2 separate regions of the Mus musculus genome follow, and region 1 is linked to region 2. The links are chromatin loops, found by intact Hi-C in ENCODE. Cell type or tissue: heart. All regions are shown on one strand. Links, peaks and the distances in the headings refer to the core of each region. The heading gives the core; the rest is flanking DNA.

Region 1 (9,429 bases), core at 1,430-9,429, 61 kb before region 2:
GTAACTTACTGAGACTCTGTCTCAAACAGTAAAAAAAGGAAAAAGCACAAGAGAAAATAGCCCATTGGTCAGAGGTCCTTTTATAACATACACAAGGCCCTGGATTGAATCTCTGAAATAAATAACAGACAATGCAAATACCCTCTCTAGACTTGGGTTTACGGCTTCAGGGGGCAAAGGTTGAGAGACAGTAACTAAATCCAGAGTAATTTCATTTAAAAAAGAGAGAGAGAGGGAGAGAGAGAGAGAGAGAGACTTTAGGATGAAATCCAAATATTTGTTTCTTTCCTTCCTTCCTTTCTTCTTCATCTTCCTCCTCCTCCTCCTCTTCCACCTTTTTCCCCTTTTGTGGGATTACTAGAGATGAAACCTAAGGTACCATACAAGTGATGCCCCACTGGGCTACTGAGAGTGTCTATCCAGTGAATACAAGGGGATACGTACATAAAGAGGGTTAAACAGGATCTTGCACTTGCAAGAACATGAAGCATGTTAGGGGAAACCAAAAGACTCAAGAGCCTGGACACCTTTAAGAGTTGGCTTCAAACTCTTAATGAAAACTCAGGAGTTTGTCAGCCACTAGCCCAAAGGCATAAAGGACAGAGTTCTACTGCCATGTCCTGAGTCCCTACCTGGAGAGTCCACTCAAGAATGCAGGCACGAGAATTTGTTCTTCTACCAGCAGGGTACCAGTTAAACCTCAGGACGTGGGAGATACTGCTAAGAGTCACACTACATTTAATGTCCGAACAGTGCTGGACCTCTGAACAGTGCTGTATTCTGAGACTGAAATCTTTATTCTACAAAGAAGCTCCTTAAACAGGGAGGTAAACAACTCAAAACAGCTTGGATATCCCTGAAACTAACCAGATTCACTGTGCCACTCCATGCAAAAGTAAACAAACAAACAAACAAACAAACAAAGCTGAGAGACCCACTCAGAAGAGCAGAGCTCAGCTGCAATGACAACTCAGGGACCAGCTGGATACCTGGAAGCAGAAAAAACCTGGAGGAGTTTTAGACAAACTGAGGCACCTAGAAAGGACACTGTCTACCTATTTAGCTGCCTGCGGTCTGTGCCATGTGCTCCAGGTCCCTAGCTTTGAGAGCTGGATAGGCTTTGGTGATGCAGATGTCTGAGTCATTTCTGGCTCCTTTAAGTAACCTTTCACCCATATTCCTTTAAGTAACCCCCCAAAAAGTCAGATTTCACCAAGTTTTGGCTTTTATGGTATTCACACTTAAGTCTGTTTTGAGTTCCCTATCTAAAGTGAGTAGACATGTATGTTATGTCTCCCCAGGGAAAGTTCTGTCACATAATGAATAGCACCATACTGAGGTACACTCAGAAGTCCTACTGTTTAAATACCTGTAACTAAAATAGCAAAACTGTCAGGCGGTGGTGGCGCACACCTTTAATCCCAGCTCTTGGGGAGGCAGAGGCAGGCAGATTTCTGAGTTCAAGGCCAGTCAGTGAGTTCCAGGACAGCCAGGGCTACACAGAGAAACCCTGTCTCTTAAAAACAAAAACAAAAACAAAAACAAAAACAAAAACAAAAAAAAGCAAAACTAGGCTGGCAAGATGGCTCATCAGAAAAAGCTGTTTGCCATCAAGCACTGGTGAACTGAGTTCAATCTACAAGACCCTGAAGAAGAATGCCAACTCCCAATATGCTGTCCTGTTACTTCCACTCGCTTACTTTGGCACATATGTGCACACATGCATGTGAACACATGCATATACACACACACACAATAAGTAAATGAAAATTTTAATAACTAAACTCCCTTAAAAGCTAAGAAACTGGACCACGAAGATCGGAAAGGAATGGAATCACTGAAAACCCAGAGTCTCTTAACAAACCTTAGGAACTATTCACTGCATCTCTCACACTAGGAGGGCCACTCCTAACTGCTGCCGTCTTCTTCAGGGTAAGAATACAAGTCTGATGGAGTGATAAGCCGCTTAGCAAGTTTACAATCAGTTTTTAAGCAGTAATCCCTCAGGGAAGTGAACATTCCTCCCTGATCCTTCTGAGGGCAAGGCAGTATCCGAAGCTTCTGCGTGGGAACTTTTTCAGGATTAAGGGGCAGCCAGCACTTTGGATTTATAGCATATCTTTTCTAGAAACAGACCAGAGGCATCAGTGAAATGCAGCTAGGGACCTTCCAGGTATTATTTGACAGTGATTACCTAAGCAGAGCTCACTCGAGGAAGACAAGACCACCAGAACCCTCAGCATTAAGTTGTTGCCACTAAACCACAGGTTTATGTTTGCCATGGGAAGGCTAACAGGATGGAACCACAAATCTTTAATGTAAGGTGATGACCATGGAGAGCGCCCTTGAAGCTGGCAAAAATGCCTGAGCCAGGAAGGATCTCCTCTGGAAAACGAGGGCAGCTATGAGGCATTCCCCAGCATCACTCCTGAACCACATGACTGCATTTTTCCATAAAAGGTGGGAGTTGTAATAGTAGTGTACTGAGCAGACACCAGCCCACTACAGCAGATGGAACCCACCAACTCATTTTACCAAACCTTCAAAAAGGTACACACAACTATCTCTCCTTGCCAAAACCAGGGCAGAGCTGACTGGGTGAGTCTAAGAAAGTTCACACGGGATTACTGATTGATTTCCTGAGGCCTAACTACAGATCAGTACCTGAAAACGAGAAACTGCCCTCAAAAACCTTCAGAGCTGGTTTTCCATACTGGAGCTACACAAACCACACTCTACACTTCTCACACACACACTACACCAAAATCCAAAAGCATAAGTTTATGAAAAGGGAAAAAAAAAGAACGAGAAGAAAAGACTCAGTAACCTAATCCAGCCAACACAGGGGCTCTTCCCAAAGGAAAAGCAGGCTGGAAACATTCCCAGCTTATGTACATAATTCACTAGGGCTCAGGTAAGATTCCATTTTGTAAGAGCTGAACTTTAAACACAAAGTCACCGGTGGTGCAACATTCACACACTAACACCAGCACCCCTAAATGAAAACCACTGCTACCTCTGCCACAGTGACAACCTCACAGTGAGAAGCTGCCGACCATGAACTCCTGCAAAGTTCTGTCAGGGCTCAGAAAAGCTCACCATCTATGACAACTTCAAGCTAGCTGTCACTCAGTGCTTTCTGCTCACGACAGACATGGCAAACACTGGCTTTTTTTTTTTTTTTCCTTAAGTAAATATAAAAGATGGGCCAAAGGATCAAGAGCAGGCAGTGTCTTTCAGGGCTGAGGAGATTTTCGTCGTGGACTGGGGGAGGGGAAGGAGCATTCTGGATGTTTCTATTCTTGGCAAGAAGAGCACCTCCTGGTCCTAACATCTAAAGACGCTAAGGCAGAAACGTTCTCAGGAAGTTAACTAGCCCGATGCTAAGGGGCTTCATCTTGGGGTGTGGTGGTGGGGAGCAAGGTGTGGAGGACAGAAAGGGATCAGAGGGCAGGCTGAATTCTAGAGCATAGAAAGATCCAGGAGAAGGACAAGCAAGAATGCATCGGGAAGGTGTGGACAGTTAGGAGAGGAGGAAGGTAGAGATGACTACGAAAAGGAGAGGATAGCTCCACTTTTTCCAAAGGAATTCCAAAGAAAGGTCCACCGAGACTGGTCAAGCTATGAAGGAATGAATGGCCACCGATGCTCTGGAGGCCCCACTGGGGCTCCCCATCCCCCACCCATCATCCCCCCCTCCCGCCTGTGGGCGTGTTCCCCGCTGTGCGGGTGTGCCGACCCTCCAAGACGCAGGCCACGACGCCAGCACTCACCCCACGACTCCCTGGTTGTAGTTCCGTCGCTTCCACGGGGTCCCGCTGTACACGCCCCCGCCGCCGTCCGCCCGTCCGCCTCCGGCCGCGCGCCCTCCGCTGGGCTGCAGCAGGCTGTAGTTGAGTCCGTAGGTGCTGGCCTTGTTGTCACGTTTCCTCTTGTTGCTGCTGCCCGAGGCCGGGTCGGTAGACTCGGAGGCGGGGAGTGCGGCCGCCGGTCGCGGGGACGAGGGAGCCGATGGGACCGGCGACGCCGAGGGGCCCGCCGATGCCCGCCGTGCCCAGGCCGCCGGCTGGTGGTGATTGTTGTTGTTGTTGGTCGTCTCCAGGGGCAGGAAGTCCCGCTGCTCCGCGGGCACGGCGAGGCCGCCCAGTGGGCGCTCCCCCGAGCGGAACATGCCGGCCGGGGCCGGGGCCGTGCCGCCGGGGCTGCCGGGGCCGCTGCCGCTCCCGCCGCTCGCGCTGCTCGCGCCGCTGCTGTGACAGTGGTGGTTGAAGTAGAGGTTCCTCAGCCCCTGGGTCGTCTCCCAGATCTGCATCCACAGACTATTGGACGGTCCGAGCTGCTCTGGCTGGAACCAGGCGATCCTCGGATCCATCAAACGGCGGCGGCCGCTGCCCCCGCCCCTCCCGGCCGCCCGCAGGGCCGCCGCCGCCGCCGCTGCCTCAGGCGCACGCCCGCCCTCGGCCGCCGCCGCCGCTGCCACCCGGGTTCCGCCACGGGCGGCGCGGTAGCGCAGGGAGCCTGGCCGGCGCCGGCGGCGTCGCTCCCGCCCTCGGGGCTCGCAGGCCCTCCCCCCTCCCTCCGCCCCTCCGCCGAGCCCCTGTCACCGGGGTTCCCGTGCAAATGGCGGCGGCGGATCCCGAGAAGGGCGAGCGGCGGCGGCGGTGGTGGCGGCGGCGGCAGCAGCAGCGGCGGCGGCGGCGGCAGCGGCGGCGGCAGCGGGACGCGCCTGCTCCGTAGCGTCCGTGCTGCTCGGCCCCGGGGCGGGGCCTCCGCCGGCTCCGCCCCTCGCTCCGCTCCGCCTGCCCCGCCGCCGCGCTCGCCCCGCCCCGTCCCTGCTGCCAGCCGTCCGCGGGTTCCCCGAGGCCGCACCGCGCGTCACAGAGGCCGCGGCAGGCTGCAGGCAGCGGGGCCGCAACCGCCTGGTCAACCGTCCCGCGCTAGCTTAGCTGGGGTCGCACGTACCTGGGCCTCCGGGCACCTCGGACGCGCGCGCCGCCGCAGGACTCTGTTGCCGCTCAAGCGCCGCCGAGGCACACGAGGCGGCTGCCGACTCCGCGGAAAGTGACTGGTTTGCGCCGCCCACCCCGCTCCGGACCGCCGGCTCCGCCCCTCGGTCCCGGCGCGGCCCCGGGGCTCCTGGCCGCGCGCCGCGCGAGCACGAGAAGGGCGGGCTTCCGCTCAAGGGCCGGGTTAGCACGCGGCTGCACGCGCATCTCGGTTCCGGAGCGGTCTCAGCGGCCTCTGGGTCGCGAGTGCTGGCACCGCTGCCCGGCTGGAGGGCCACACAGCGCGGCTGTTCCAAGGTGCACTTACGAGCTCAAAGCCCCTCAACTTTCATAACTAAGAATACTCGAAGCCTTTTAAACCTAAAATCACACTACCGTTGCGGTTAATGATCGTTTTTCATAGAATGCCCATTTGTGTAGCTTTCTTCTGGCGCGAAAAATAACCAAAAAGGGGGCAGGGGGTGGTTGTCAGTAATTAACATTATCCAGAAGACTAGAACACTTACTGTGCGCATGCTTCAAGCTCGCTGCAAATTCCAGAACCGAGTCCCTGACTGACACTTGAGTTTTGGCTCTGTGCCCAGTTCAATATCCTGGAAAGTTTGGGGTGGTGGTGATTGGTTTTGTTTATTTACTTATTTTGCAAAGGATTAAAAATCTGTTTGTCACAGAATGAATCATTGCTCTACGTTTTTTCTTAGGGGGAAAAAAAAAAAAAGAATACAATGACCACTGGCTGAGCTAATTGTAACTCTATTAGAGTGCTTGCTTAGCACACGAAATGCCCTGAGGTTGGTGCCAGACCCTCAGCAGGAAAGGAGAATCTCCGATTCATGGCCATCCATAGCTACATAACAACTTGAGACTCAAGCCCTCCTTTTCCGGACGGGGACACACACACACACACACACACACACACACACATGAAAGTGAAGACACACTATTAAATGTTTCCATTTCTTCCCCAAGTCTCTGTACAATACATGTCAAAATACAAGACATTCAGTTATTTTGCACTTTTCTGCAAATGTCATGTTATAAGTCACTGCCATTGGTATTTTTTTACATTTTTGTATATTTAATTTTTTTTCCATTACAATAGTACCTTAACAAAAGTTATTTGTTGTATGTGAGCTATTTTTTTTTCTTTCAGCAAATGTGAAGAACTACTAGAGGCTAGCAAAAATGATCAAATAAGATGATATACAAGAGCACTTTATAGGAGCTGGAGATGGCTCAACCTTTAAAGCCTCTAAGAGTACTGGCTGCTCTTCCAGGGGACCCAAGTTCAAATCCCGGCACTCACATGGCAACTCACAACTGTCCAGTTCCAGGGGATCTGACACACAACACAGACTTACATGCAAGCAAAACTCTAATGTACATAAAAATAAAAAATTGTAAAAGTACTTTATAAATTCAAATGTAAGCCGGGCATGGTAGCGCATGCCTTTAGTCCCAGCATTTGGGAGGCAGAGACAAGCAGATTTCTGAGTTCAAAGCCAGCCTGGTCTACAGAGTGATTTCCAGGACAGCCAGGGCTATACAGAGAAACCCTGTTGTCCCGTCCCCCCCCAAACAAACAAAAAAAAAAAACCCAAAAATCAAAAACAAAAATAAAATCAAATCAAATGTGGGTGAGCTACCACCCTCAGGGATATCATGCAGCAGCAAGGAATGCTGGCTGCCCAACCCTGCCCAGTCGGCCCAGTCCTGCCTGTAACTTAGCCACTCCTTCAAGCTGTCAGCAGATCCTGAGCTATCTATCCTCCACACAGAGCTAAGTTAAAGTGACCTTAGAGAAGTTAATCAACCAGGGTATTTGGCAGCTTTCCGTGAATTTACTGCCTGAATGAGGAGGCAAAGAGAGGTAAATATTCAAACTCAATCCATTCAATTAATTCAACAAATATGTCAAGAGGCAATTATATACCAGGTTCTGAGGATACAGCAAAGAACAATGTTGATAAGGTCCATGCCTTCATGGACCTTGTGTCCAGTGAGTGAAGCAAGCATATAATCCCACTCTGGTCAGTGCTAAGGGGAAAAAGCAGGCTAAAGGAATCCTATTTTTAGATGAGCTAAGCAGGGAAGGCTGCTCTGAGGTAGTGTTATTTGAGGAAGGACTTAGGTAAGAGACGAAGCCGTGATCATTTACAGAATGATTTCTTTGATGGAGTAGTAAGTCCAAAGGTCCTGAGGTAGAAATCTGATTTGTGTACAAAATAATAAAGTGATTTAATTAAATATTGAATGTGTGGCATAGACACTTAGAGTATATATTCTCAAAGATTCCTTAAAAAAATCATCTGACCCAGAGATAGCTTGTTAGGTAAAGTGCCTCCCATGTAAGCATGAAGACTTAAACACCCACATTAAAACAAAACAAAGCAAAACAAAACAAAACAAAACAAAACAAAACAAAAAAAGGAATAGTCAGGCAGTAGAGGCACACTTCTTTAATCCTAACACTCAACAGGCAGAGGCAGGTGGATCTGAGTTCAAGGCCAGCCTGGTCTACAAAGTGAGTTCCAGGACAGCCAGGACTATACAGAGAAACCCTGTCTCGAAAAAAAAAAAAAAAGAAAGAAAGAAAGAAAGAAAGAAAGAAAGAAAGAAAGAAAGAAAAAAGAAAGAAAAAAGAAAGAAAAGAAAGGAAAAGAAAAGAAAAGAAAAAACCTGTATAAGGCACAGCAAGGTCAACCTAGGCTTCTTGGCACCAGGCCCTGGTCAGAGGCTCTGTCTCTTTTTCTTTTCTTTTCTTTTTTTTTTTTTTTTTTTTTTTTTTTTTGGTTTTTCGAGACAGGGTTTCTCTGTCTAGCTCTGGCTGTCCTGGAACTCACTTTGTAGACCAGGCTGGCCTCGAACTCAGAAATCCTCCTGCCTCTGCCTCCCGAGTGCTGGGATTAAAGGCATGTGCCGCCACCACCTGGCCCATAATAATTGTCATTATGACTAAATCTATGGCGGTATATGATTAAATTACTCCTCTCTGGCTGACAGGGACTGTGAATGAGATGAGCAGTGTGAGTAGACCTCACCCAGTCTCACCAGCCATCGACTGAGTGCCTGAATAGGAAAAAAATAATAAGCTAAGGGAAAAGAGAGTCCCTCTCTGTGCCTAGTTGCTCCTGCTGGAACATCAGACTTATGCCCTCAACTGGGACCTGAGGCCTTTAGCCCTCCAGTTCATAGTGATGCACCATTGGCTTTCCTGGACCACCAGGGTGCAGATTGAAGAGCATCAAGTTTTTCAACAATTCTAAGCCTATGAACCATTTCCTTTAAATGCAATAAAGATGTGTATGTGTGTATACAAACACGTATATGGCCAGGCAATGGTGGCACATGCCTTTAATCCTAGCACTTGGGAGGCAGAGGCAGGCGGATTTCTGAGTTTGAAGCCAGCCTGGTCTACAAAGTGAGTTCCAAGACAGCCAGGGCTATACAGAGAAACCCTGTCTCGAAAAAACAAAACAGAACAAACAAACAAACAAAAAAAACAGAAAAACCAAACCAATCAAACAAACACGTATATGTATACTTGTGTGTATGTACATTCATATATATGCATATATATATACACATATATATGCACATATATGTATGCACACATACATATACATGTATGTATGTATGTATGTACATATGTATGTATGTATGTATGTATGTATGTATGTATGTATGTATGTATATAATGTTTCTGTCTTTCTGGAAAACCACAATACAGACTTTGGTCCTTAAAATGGCCCTAGAGGAACAGAATACAGAATACAGAGTACACACAGTGATCTCTGGTATTAGTGATAGAACCCTTTAAATGTAGAGCCTATTTAGAAGAAGTTGGGTAAATGGGGACATGCCCTCAAAGAGGATATAGGCAGTGTATTCATTTTGACAAGACACCTGAATGAAGCACATTAAGGGAGGAAGGGTTTTTTAGGTTCTGGGCTTCAGAAGGTCCAGCACATGATGGTGAGAAAGGTGTGGTGACAGAGACAGCTCAGTCTTGCTCAGTGGGAACCTGAGGTGGGTGGTCATGTCACAGGTGAGCCAGGAGGCAGAGGATAAGCAGGCTAGAACCAGACCACACAAACCTCAAAGCCCATGCCTAGTAACCCACCTACACTAGCTAGGTCCCAGTGACCTATACTAGGGATCTATACTAGCTAGGTCCCAGTGACCTATACTAGGGATCTATACTAGCTAGGTCCCGTGTCTCAAAGGTTTCATAGCCTGCCCTGCCCAAACACTATCACTGTCTGGAGATCTAGTAAATGTTCAAACCCATAAGCCTGTGAGGGGTATGTGGCATTCAAACTGTAATGGGCTTCTGTCCTTGTGTCTCTGCCTTGCTTCTGTTTCCCAGCGGCCAAGGAGTCAGACAATTTTGTTCAGCTGTATGTCTGATATGTGATGTACT
Region 2 (10,878 bases), core at 1,549-9,548:
TTTTATGGTTGTGGGTCCACAACACGAGGAACTGTATTAAAGGGTCACAGCATTAGGAAGATCAAGAACCACTGTATTAGGCTCTCTTCAAAGAAAATATTCTTAAAACTCCCAGTTCAAGCCACATGTGGTAGCCCACACCTGTAAGGCCAGGACGTGGGAATAAAAACAGGAGAGAGGAATTCAAGGCCATCCTTTGCTACATGGCAAGCCCTAGGCTAACCCGGCCTACTCCTGTCTCAAAAAATAAAATAAAAGCTGGAAAGATGCCTCAGCAGCCAAGACTAAGTGTTGTTTCTGTAAAGACCCAAGTTTGATAGCCAGCACCATCATCAGATGGTTCACAGCCAACTCCAGGTCTCTGCCCTGGAAGGGCCCAGCACTCATATGTATGTACCCACACACATATATGTAACTTAAAGAAAATTTAAAGATTCAAGTTCAGCCGGGCATGGTGGCGCACTCCTTTAATCCCAGCACTCGGGAGGCAGAGGCAGGCAGGTTTCTGAGTTCAAAGCCAGTCTGGTCTACAGAGTGAGTTCCAGGACAGCCAGGGTTATACAGAGAAACCCTGTCTCGAAAAACCAAAAAACCAACCAATCAATCAATCAAATTTCAAGCTCAGTGATCTTCTAGCAACAGGAGAAAAAGCACAATGCTAAACATGTTTAGTGCTAGCAGCCATGAGGCCCAGGGCTCCAAACAACAAAATTATAGAAAGTAAAAGATTTATGGCGCACAGAAAAACACCTATCAGTTGCTCATGTGCCATTTCTTATAGCCAGTTTGCAATCCCAGCAGTCAGAAGGCCAAGGACAGAGGAACATGAATTCAAGATCAGCCAAAATTACACAGTAAGATCCTGGGGCTAAAGGGGAGGCAGGGAGAGAAGGAAGGAAGGAAGGAAGGAAGGAACAAACAAAAAAAGAAAAAGAAAAACTAAAAATAAAAGGGGAAAAAGCCATTTTCTCAAATCTTTGCCAGTATTACTGGTTTAAGATGAAATTATAAGCAGACTCAGACTGGTATGTAGGCAGCTTTTCAAGATCTACCTCAATATTAAAGTCTAAGAGACACTGCTTTCAGGTCACTATTTTAATTGTTCCCAACTGAATATAAGAAACGATAACACTGCCGGGCGGTGGTGGCGCATGCCTTTAATCCCAGCACTCGGGAGGCAGAGGCAGGCGGATTTCTGAGTTCGAGGCCAGCCTGATCTATAAAGTGAGTTCCGGGACAGCAAGGGCTACACAGAGAAACCCTGTCTCGAAAAACCAAAAAAAAAAAAAAAACAAAAAAACAAGAAACGATAACACTGCTATAATTATGGGCATAAAACCAAGCTTAAGAAGTGCTTCTAAGCTCTGTTTCATTCCTAGGCATGGTCCACTCTAACCTAACCAGTGCCAGCGACAGGGAAGAGAAGCAGCCTTGTTCCTCTTCATTCGAAGAGAGTTCCTCTTGGGAATTTACTTCCCGTTCAAACAGTCACTATTAGAACAGTGGACAACAACATCAGCCAATGTTCGTGGTCCCTTTTCATTCCAGATACCAAAGCAGGTGTACACTATGCTGATTAGGATGAATCTCAAGTCATCAGATTGCCCCATCAACTAAAGTAGCAAGCATCTGTGGGCGGGGCCTACAGTTTAACAGAGAGCACCACAGGCTGGGCAGTGACACAACAGGAGACTGACCTCAGAAAGCACTTACCACACATTCCACAGCACATTCACAGCCTCATTGGCTATGCTCTCTACAGGATTTCTCTTATCAGCTTTCTCCTGTGGAGACATCTCATTTGAATCCAGTCCAGAGAGACACTGCAACCAAACATCATAATTAGCACCTAGGTTCAAAAGAATAATTAAGCAAAAAAGATAGTAATAGTAAAGAATTATAACCTTAAAAACCCCAGAAATGATAGGGGTTAGTTAACAATTACATCAATGGTTACAGGTACAGTTCTCTACATGGTCCATCCCTTGGGCATGGAGATGACTCAGTGGTTAAGAGCACTCTGTCTGTCCAGAGGAAGGTTTTGCACTGCTCTTGCAGGAAACCTAGGCTAAGTTTTCAGTATCCACATCAATTGGTACACAACCACTTGTAACTACAGCTCCACGCTATCTGATAGCCTCTGAAGGTACCTGCATACACACAGCATTCACTCCACACAGACATACATAAATAAAAACAATAAAAACTTAAAAAAATAATACATCCCTTTGGCAAGAAACACAGATAAGAAAGGTTGTCAAGGAATGATGTTATTTGTCCCACACTTTACATGAAAGTATAAGACCAATACAACGTATTTCCCCTAATATAGTAAAAGTCAGAATGACAGAGGGTGCTGATTTAAAGCGAATAAATAAATATATATATATATATATAAAAGAATAATTAATTTATATTAAAAGAAACAGAATGACAAAGGAATACAATAGTTAATATCTGTACAACATCCCCTAAGTACTATTCTGAGCATTTTACATATATTTACTAGTTAATCCTCACAACAAACTTGAAGCAGCTCAACTATTAACCTTAACCTCCCAATATTCGTATGAAAATAAGATAAAAGAGGCTCCTGAAGACACAGCTGAGTGTATGGTAAAGCTGGGCTCTAGCTGCAGACATTCTAGCCTCCAACTGGAGCCCCGACCTCTGTGCAGGGCTGCTTCCTAGCACAGAACAGGGCACTCTCTAAAAGGTCTTCTGAGTCTTAGACGTCTAATGGGAGAATGCCCTCTGCAAGGAAGGAAGTTCTACAGCATCCCTGATCTCTACCCAACTGGGTGTCCCCATGGCACAGCCACCTGCAGCGCAGCAGCACTGCTTGTAAGGGAGCACTGACCAAGGTCTCATAGCATCAGTGTAAAACGGACAAAAGGCATGGCAGACTGAGAGGAATACAAGAGTCCAGTGTCCTTAGCCAATGAGCTACAGCATGTAACATGAATGTACATGTAACACGTAACAATGAGTCTAACATAGTCTTTGTAAGTTCATAACGTCTGTCCTTGGGCCCATCAGCACAGTATGAACTAGTATAAGAACACCTGCCTTGGATTTGGATACAGATGGGTGGTGCTAAAGCACCTGCCTGGTGGGAGGCACAAAGATCTGAGTTCCATTTCCAGCACCACAAAAAAGAAAGGGAAAAAAGACTTGTCCCATAGGACCACTGTGAAGATTAAATGACAGGCACACAGGAGTGAGCAGTCAGGGAACGGGCTTGAGTTCTAAGGGGGTAAGTGTGCATATCTTTAGAAAGGGCTCTTCTAATCATAAAGGTGGCAGAGACACAAATAATAGAGATTGGTATTACTGGGGCCTTTGTACCGAGTTTCCAGGGGAAAAAATAAAATTGTCACAGGGTATTTAAAGGGACACATAAGACGACACCAAAGTATTGAAAAATAAAAAACAAACAGACAAAAAACCTCCTAAACCTGTCTCCTAAAAACCACACAGAAGTCATCACTCAGGCTATGTTAAATGCCACATACCTCTCTCAGTAGTGCCACCAGGGGCGTCATGATGTCCTTTGCCACCATGTCATCACAAACGTCAAAACCTCCACAAGCACTGAGGTTTCTACATAAGAAATGTAAACACATTTTACTTTCAAGTCACATCTCACAAAATGCTGCTAAGCCCTGTATGTCTAACCACAGTTAAGGTTTTCCACAGGAAAAAACAAAACAAAACTGTATTTGTTATATGCTAGAGAGCAAGCCTACAGATTTTCAACTGTCCTGGTCCTCAGCACATCAAATAATTCATTGTCTTACACTGTTGTGTTGCTTTCAAGAGGCAACATGACCAGGGCAACCCTTATAAAGGAAGCATTTACTGGAGGCTTGTTTGTAGTCTCAGAGCCTTAGTCCATTGTCATCGTGGAGCATGGTGACATGCATGGCACTGGAGCAGTAGTTGAGAGCTGTATCTTGATCATAGACAAAGATGTTGGGCCTGGTGTGGGCTTTCTGAAACCTCAAATCCCACCCTCAGTGACATACTTCCTCTAACAAACCCACGCGTACTCCAGCAAGGCCACACCTCCTATTCTTTCTCAAATAGGAGAACTCAATACTAAGTGGTCAAATACATAAGCCTATGAGGGACATTCTTATTCAAACCATCATACCCCTAATAGTAGTCTCTGCAATTACTACTAGTTGTATTTATACATATAGTAATTATTTGGTTAATAATAATCAATATATTCTTAACACTAATCTTACTCAATAGACTTAAGATTTGTTTATTTATCTGGTTGGTTGGTTGATTTTTTCAAGACAGGGCTTCTATGTGTAACAGCCCTGGCTGTCCTGGAACTCACTAAGTAGTTCAAGGTGGCCTTGAACTGGCCTCGTCCAGTGGCTGGCACACAGGTGCTCCATCCAATATTTATTAGACTGAAACAATACACACAGGCAAATCTGTAAGAGCACAAATACTAACTTTCTGTCCTCTCTACAGTTCATTAGAGTGGCTTTTGCTTTTTGGCCTTTTTGAGATAGGATTTCTCTGGGTGACCCTGGATGTCCTGGAACTCACTCTGTAGACCAGGCTGGCCTCAAACTCAGAGATCTGCCTGCCTCTGCCTCCCTAGTGCGGGAATTAAAGGTCTGTGCCACCATGCTAGAAGGTCTAAATTTTACTGAAATTCAGCCCAGTCTTTTTGACAGTTTCCAGACACCCTCTCAGTGGAGCGCCTGCAAAGAGATCTTACATGCTGAAATGTCAGCTGTACTTGGAGCCCAGACTGAAAGACTATCCTATCAGGGACTCTATGGTGGGTTTTGAGATGGGGTAAATGTGCATGAGGTTTGATGGTTGGTGAAGCGCCAGGTGGATACAACAAAAAGTGTGTGAGCCCCGGGGTCCTTCGGTGCATGAATTCACATCTCCATCCACTGCAAACCTGAGCTAACTGGCATGTTATTATTCCCCCAGAAGTAGAGAATGCATCGGGCGAGGGTGTCCCAGGTTTGTTTGCTCGCAGGGACACTGCCTCGGGCCCTCTCGGGCTCACCTCAGAGCTCCGGCCGCCGTCTCCCTTACCGCCAGACTCGAGTCCAGCAGCAGCGGCCCGAGCCGGCGCACAGCATCCCGACGGGCTAAGTCTGGTAGTGCGGGCCGCTGCTGCACTAGCCGGGCCAGTCCCGCGCAGGCGCACTCGCGGACCTCGGCGCTCGGGTGCTGGAGCTGCGGGAACCGAGACGTCAGAGTCGCGTAGTGAGCACGCGCGCTGCAGCACCTCGCTCCCGGGCCCCCGGGCCCCCGGCCGCCCGCCGCCCGAGCCTGGCCATGCCCTCGTCCCACCTTCTCCAGAAGCTCCGCCGCGGGCCCATCGTCCTCCTCGTCCCCAGTCCCGTTCGACGCGGCCGCCGCCTCGGCCTGACAGCTCTCGATAGGGGAGAACTGAGGTCGCTTGAAGCGCTTCGTCCGACTCTTACCCATGGCGACGGAGGCTGCAGTGACAGACCAGAAGAGGACGACTGCAGCAGCCGTCGTTGGGGCCCACCGGGCCCGTGGCGACTTCCAGGCTCGACGTTACTTGGCGTCTCCCCTCAGCGGGTCCAATGTGACGGCCTGAGCACACATGGAAAAGCAGCACGCCTGCGCAGAGGGCGGGAGCAGGGACTGCGCGTGCGTGTAATGTGATGTGGGCGGGGCCATCCCTGACAATGGGTGGAGCCCTGGATGTCCCTGGGAATGTTAACACACCCATCTCATTTCCATCGTACAAACGTAAGGCTTCTACAGAAATTCAACTGTACGAAAGGCAAGTTCAGCCAGCAAGATGGTGGTGGATCTTGACTTTAATCTCAGTACTTTCTTTACCATTCTTAGGAGCCATTCCTCAGCCACCCATAGGTAATAGTTTTAGAAGAAGCCTAGTGACTTTCAGCCAGTCATTTCATTGTGCTAGGGACTGAGACAACATAAAAAAGTTTCTCATAAAATATTTGTCTAATAATTTTTTTTAAAATGTGTGGTATATGTGTAGGCACACGTGCTGCCTCATTCGGGTGGAGATCAGAGGACTCCTCTGAGGAATTGGTTCTTTCCATCAACAACAGTTCCAGGAATCAAACTCTGATTTTTCAGGTTTGCATGGCAAATGCCTTTATTTGCCGAATCATTTCATCCTTTTTTTTTAAAGGTTACTATTTTTTTTCAAACATCTGTTTGAAATATAGCCTTCCTAAAAGAGACTCTTAAGTATATTTTCTAAAAACTTTTGGTGGAGTCCTGTAGTTGTTTATTTATTATATGTAAGTACACTGTAGCTGTGTTCAGATACTCCAGAAGTAGGCATCAGATTTCGTGACGGATGGTTGTGAGCCACCATGTGGTTGCTGGGATTTGAACTCAGGACCTTTGGAAGAGCAGTCGGCACTCTTAACTGCTGAGCCATCTCACCAGCCTGTAGCTGTAAAAGCCACTTCAGAGTTTGACATCATGGCATTCTGCTTCATGCTACCAGCACGTCCTCTATAAACCAGGGAGCCTCCTCTGTCTTCCTGGAGCTCTCCTGAACTAGTCTTAGGCCTGGGCAAAGGATAGCTTAAGTTTAGCGTTCCTTGAACTGATCATTTGGCTATCACCTGGGGCATATTCTCAGATCTACTTAAAATTCCTTCTGTTATAGGTAGGGATGTATTCTGGAAATGGGAGATATTTAAAAATGCCCCACTTATGGGGCCTGGTTTAGTGTCCTCATTCTCCTGCTGTCCCAGCAGACACATCACCATGGGCCCTTCATGTATTTTGTGTGGCAGTTATCTCTGAATTGTCCCTGTCATCAAATGTGTGCAGGAATGAGCCTCAGCAAACGAGTGATTGCCTAGCAAGTGCCAGGCCCTGAGTTCCAGTGCCAGAGTTTCCAAAGTGTGCAAACAGAAAAGCTATCCCTATATGCTGTCCCTGCTAGCCTGGGAGCTCCGTGCAGGAAAGGTGCATTAGACTCTGTATTAGCAGCGTGCAATAAGGCTCTAGAGCATCTGCTCCTTCAACCTGCTACTGCCCTGTCTCACACTGCTCTCCACTGTGATTATGTAGTCATCTGAAAAACTAAGCCAGATTCACCAAGATCATATGAAAAAGGAGATGCTTCTCTATTCACAGACTTTAAAGTTTGTGAAACATCAAAGGAGTGAGAACCATTTTGATTGCTTCAAAAAAGAAACTTACTTCTGAAAGGGAAGTTGCGTTGCGTGTCTTCAGAACAGTCTGGCATTAGCCCGTTGCTCTCACTGTCACTTACCTCCCACTTTGCTGATTATGTAAATGCTGCCAGCTCTGAAAAGTTGCTCTCAAATGGTCTGCTGCCCAGTCCACTCCACACGATTCATTCATCCTCAAGCAAGTCTATCTGCTCGCTCAAGTCAAAGTGCTTACTTGCTATGCCTTAGGGACTGCTCGAGGAGCTAGAAATAATAGCTATAGCCTGGTCCTGGCATCGTGGGTTTTACAGAGCATTGTAGCTCTAGGCTGCCGCTAACAAAGTTACTGTAGATGTGCATGTTTAATACTTATACTGACTGGATGGAGAGGCAGGAAGATCTCTGTGAGTTCAAGGCCAGCCTGGTCTACATAGTGAGCTCTAGGACAGCAGCCAGGGCTACATAATGAGACCCAGTCATGAAAAAACAAAGCAAGCAAACAAACAAACCAAAAGGATAATTATTCTGAGGCTGGAGAGATGGCTCAGCACTGGCTACTCTTGCAGAGCACACAAGCCAACTTTACATGTATATCCAATTATATCTCTTCTAGGGGAGAAGAACCAGGTTCTAATCAAACACTCAAAGGAATTCCAACCCTAAGGGCCTTAAATTTTTCTTTGGCTTTATACTCTTGGAGGAAATTCCCAATTCAAGTCTGTAAGAGCCATGTAACAAATGTAAAAAATGATGTGTTTCTTGAGTAAAAGCCAATCACTATTAGATCATGAATAAGGCATGAGGAAGGCTAATAGTCTACAACTGCCATACCTGCAACTGTTTGGTCTACAAGGCAGAATTACAATAAAATAGGAGCTGGAGATAGCCTAGCGGGTAAGAAGCAGTAAAAGCACTGGCTGTTCTTGTAGAGGTTTGGGGTTCAATTCCTAGTTCCCACATGGTGGCTCACAACCATCTGTAACTCCAATTCCAGGGGAGCTGATGTTCCTTTCCTACTTGCACAGGCCATAGGCACACAACTGGTACACAGATATACATAAAGGAAGAACTCTCATACACATAAAGCTAAAGCTCAAGGAAAATATCTAATTTGGAGTTAGCTTGTATCTGATACTTAGAATATGTTTATTTTTTTATAGTTGCAGACACAATAAACCAAAGAAAATCTCTAACCACTAGTTATATATAAAGTATTTATTTTTATACACATATTTACCTACAAAATTTACAGAAAATGAAACAATGCAAAACACATAGAATACCCTCTTAGAGAGTTCTTAGAAGCAGAGGGTTTTATTGCTGCAATTCAAAGAATGTGATTTTATACCCAGGAAAGTAGAGATGAATACATGTAAGTTAAATGGCAGCTTTGTTAAACGATTTTGTCCTGTTATTCAAATTTAGTTTAATGTTGGATGAAATTTAACATATTGCTCATGAAATAATTTAACTTTCTCAAAATCTTCTAATAAACAGGTAAAAGGCACCTCTAGTACTTTAAGCATTTACAGCAATTCCGACAGTTTTATTTTAAGGGCTACTGTAGTACACGTGGCTGTTGCGCATACACAGTATGCCATCAACACTCTCCAGCAGAGAGAGCTGCAGGCTCTGGTTTGTAGTGTGGTTCTGTGTTACTAGTGATGGACGGGGCCCATCAGCTACACCAGGACGGTATTAGTGTAACACGTCTACCACAGCATAAAATCCAGTCACCTGAAATAAGGACTGTCAAATTCCCAGATAATACATAATTTTTTAACTTGTACATTCAGAAGAGTTTGGGGTGTTTTTAAATTTTTTTTTTTTAAAAAGTAATTTAGTGTTAAATGAAAACAATTTACTGAAAAGTATAATAGTTGCCAGAATCTAGTATCAGGCTTAACAAAAATTGTCAAAACATCTATAAATTTTTCAACATAATGGAGATGAGATTTGCTCAGTCTAAGTGGAATTTGATGTTGTTCCTGCAGTGCAATGGGAAGAGGCATTATGAATGAAAGGCACACGTAATAGCCAGTTTAAGGAGCTGTGGAGATGTCAAGCAGATGGTTCCTCAAATACTGGTGCAGGAGAACAAAGTCCAAACATTTTCCTCTTGGTTTAACATTGGCATTGATTTGCTATTTACAATAGTTTGCAAAAATACATTATAAAAACTGAAGGAGGTTTGGTTTCTAAGTTTAACTTAGTAATACCCACATACTTCATCCGCAGAGTTCTGTGCAGGGGCTGAAGTGCTGAAGTGACACTAATACTGAACACAGGTAATCAAAGGTACTGAGGCGCTGCGAGCTCAGCCAGCATCATCAACATCATCTGGGCCAATATTGCACACTTCTTGTCAGTTGCTGCTAAACCGTCACATGTCCGACTCCAAAAGGAATCCTCTATGGCATTTTGCTGTATCACTCACTTGAGAAAAGACTGGTTTAGGTTCTCTAGCAACAGTGCGGACTGTCATTGAACATGAGGTCTAGGTTTCAAAATTAGCTTTCCTGTCTGTAGAAAAGAAAAGGAAAAAGAAGTCAGTTCACAATTCTATTTAAAATACCACCAGTTATTTTTGAACTTTTAAAGCCATTTTAGGACCATGGTGTATCAGGAAAAGGCACTTGTTGCCAAGGTTGATAACCTGAGTTCAGCCAAAACCAATTATGATAGAAGCAAAGAACTACCTACCCCATACACCATAGCTTTCTCTTTCCCATGGGCACTACGTTGTGCATATGTGCGTGTACACACACACACACACACACACAAAAACATACACACCATCCATCTATCAATAAATAAAAAGGTAAAAACACTTCTTTTAAAAGGGGTATTTGGTGGAGCCAGTGAGATGGCTCAGGCAGCAGAGGATCCTACTCACAAGTCTGACAACCTTTGTTCAATCCCAGGGCCCAAATGTGGAAGGAGACAAATGATTCCTATGATATGTGTCCTCTGATCTCCCCTGCCTATCAGTCGCTAGGATTAACACTACATCACTACACCCAGCATCATCCACACTTGTCCTGATGTCTGTTATGATTGTCAAATGCTTTATGGTAACATTGTCCAGTTAGGCTGCCACTAGCCTTACGTAGGTAAGTACTTGAAATAAAACTAGTTTAAATAAAAATGTTTTATAAAACACAGGAAATGTTGAGGAAAATACCAAAAAGGGGGAGTGTGAGGGCATTAAAAAAAAATTACACTAACTAGAAACTGCAACTTTTATAGATTTGGTGTATTTTTGTTTGAGACAGGGTTTTCACTATATAGCCTTAGCTGACCTGGACTGGCCTCTGGAACTCAAAGAGATCCACTTGGCTCTGCCTCCCAAGCGTCGTGATTTTTATATCTTATTAAAGTAAATTTTATTTATAATACATAAAATTATTTTGACAAAATGCTTCTTTCCACATAAAGTTTTTATTTCCTTAAGTTAAAAAGTAAACTAAAGGGCTGTGTGGTGGTGGCACATGCCTTTAATGCCAGCACTTGGGAGGCAGAGGTAGTCAGCTCTCGAGGTTCAAGACAAGCATGTTCTATAGCGCATGTTCCAGGACCGTCTGAGCTACACAGAGAAACCCTGTTTTGAGAAACAAACAAAAAAGTAAACTTAGTAGCTGAAGACACTGCTCAGCAGTTAGAGCAAACATGGCTGCTGGTTGAGATGGAGCAT

Evidence for each region. Hi-C counts contacts between places; a loop is a spot of excess contacts. Peaks named below come from ENCODE experiments on the same cell type or tissue, not always from the same donor. Only the 100,000 strongest peaks of a DNase experiment are listed, where the experiment ranks them.
Region 1: it touches region 2 in a loop (2.8-fold over the local background); 4 of 42 quality-filtered maps call a loop at or near these places.

What each region holds. Positions count from the first base shown.
Region 1 is chr8:88,194,847-88,204,275 of GRCm38, reverse strand. It overlaps Tent4b (terminal nucleotidyltransferase 4B), which reads right to left and starts at 4,394. Exons shown (of 12, transcript NM_001372333.1): 1 at 3,774-4,394. The coding sequence starts at 4,372. In heart, for the core only: no CTCF peak of the experiment used is centred there; DNase peaks (open chromatin) are centred at 3,375, 4,055, 5,125 and 6,745; H3K4me3 peaks cover 3,401 bases; H3K27ac peaks cover 3,179 bases.
Region 2 is chr8:88,132,617-88,143,494 of GRCm38, reverse strand. Cnep1r1 (CTD nuclear envelope phosphatase 1 regulatory subunit 1) reads right to left here. Exons shown (of 6, transcript NM_029074.3): 6 at 8,298-9,707. The coding sequence ends at 9,666. It overlaps Heatr3 (HEAT repeat containing 3), which reads right to left and starts at 5,610. Exons shown (of 15, transcript NM_172757.3): 1 at 5,338-5,610; 2 at 5,048-5,220; 3 at 3,516-3,603; 4 at 1,714-1,823. The coding sequence starts at 5,475. Mir7071 (microRNA 7071) reads right to left here and starts at 5,289; the gene lies at 5,221-5,289. In heart, for the core only: a CTCF peak has its summit at 5,092; DNase peaks (open chromatin) are centred at 5,194 and 5,654; H3K4me3 peaks cover 1,761 bases; H3K27ac peaks cover 1,100 bases.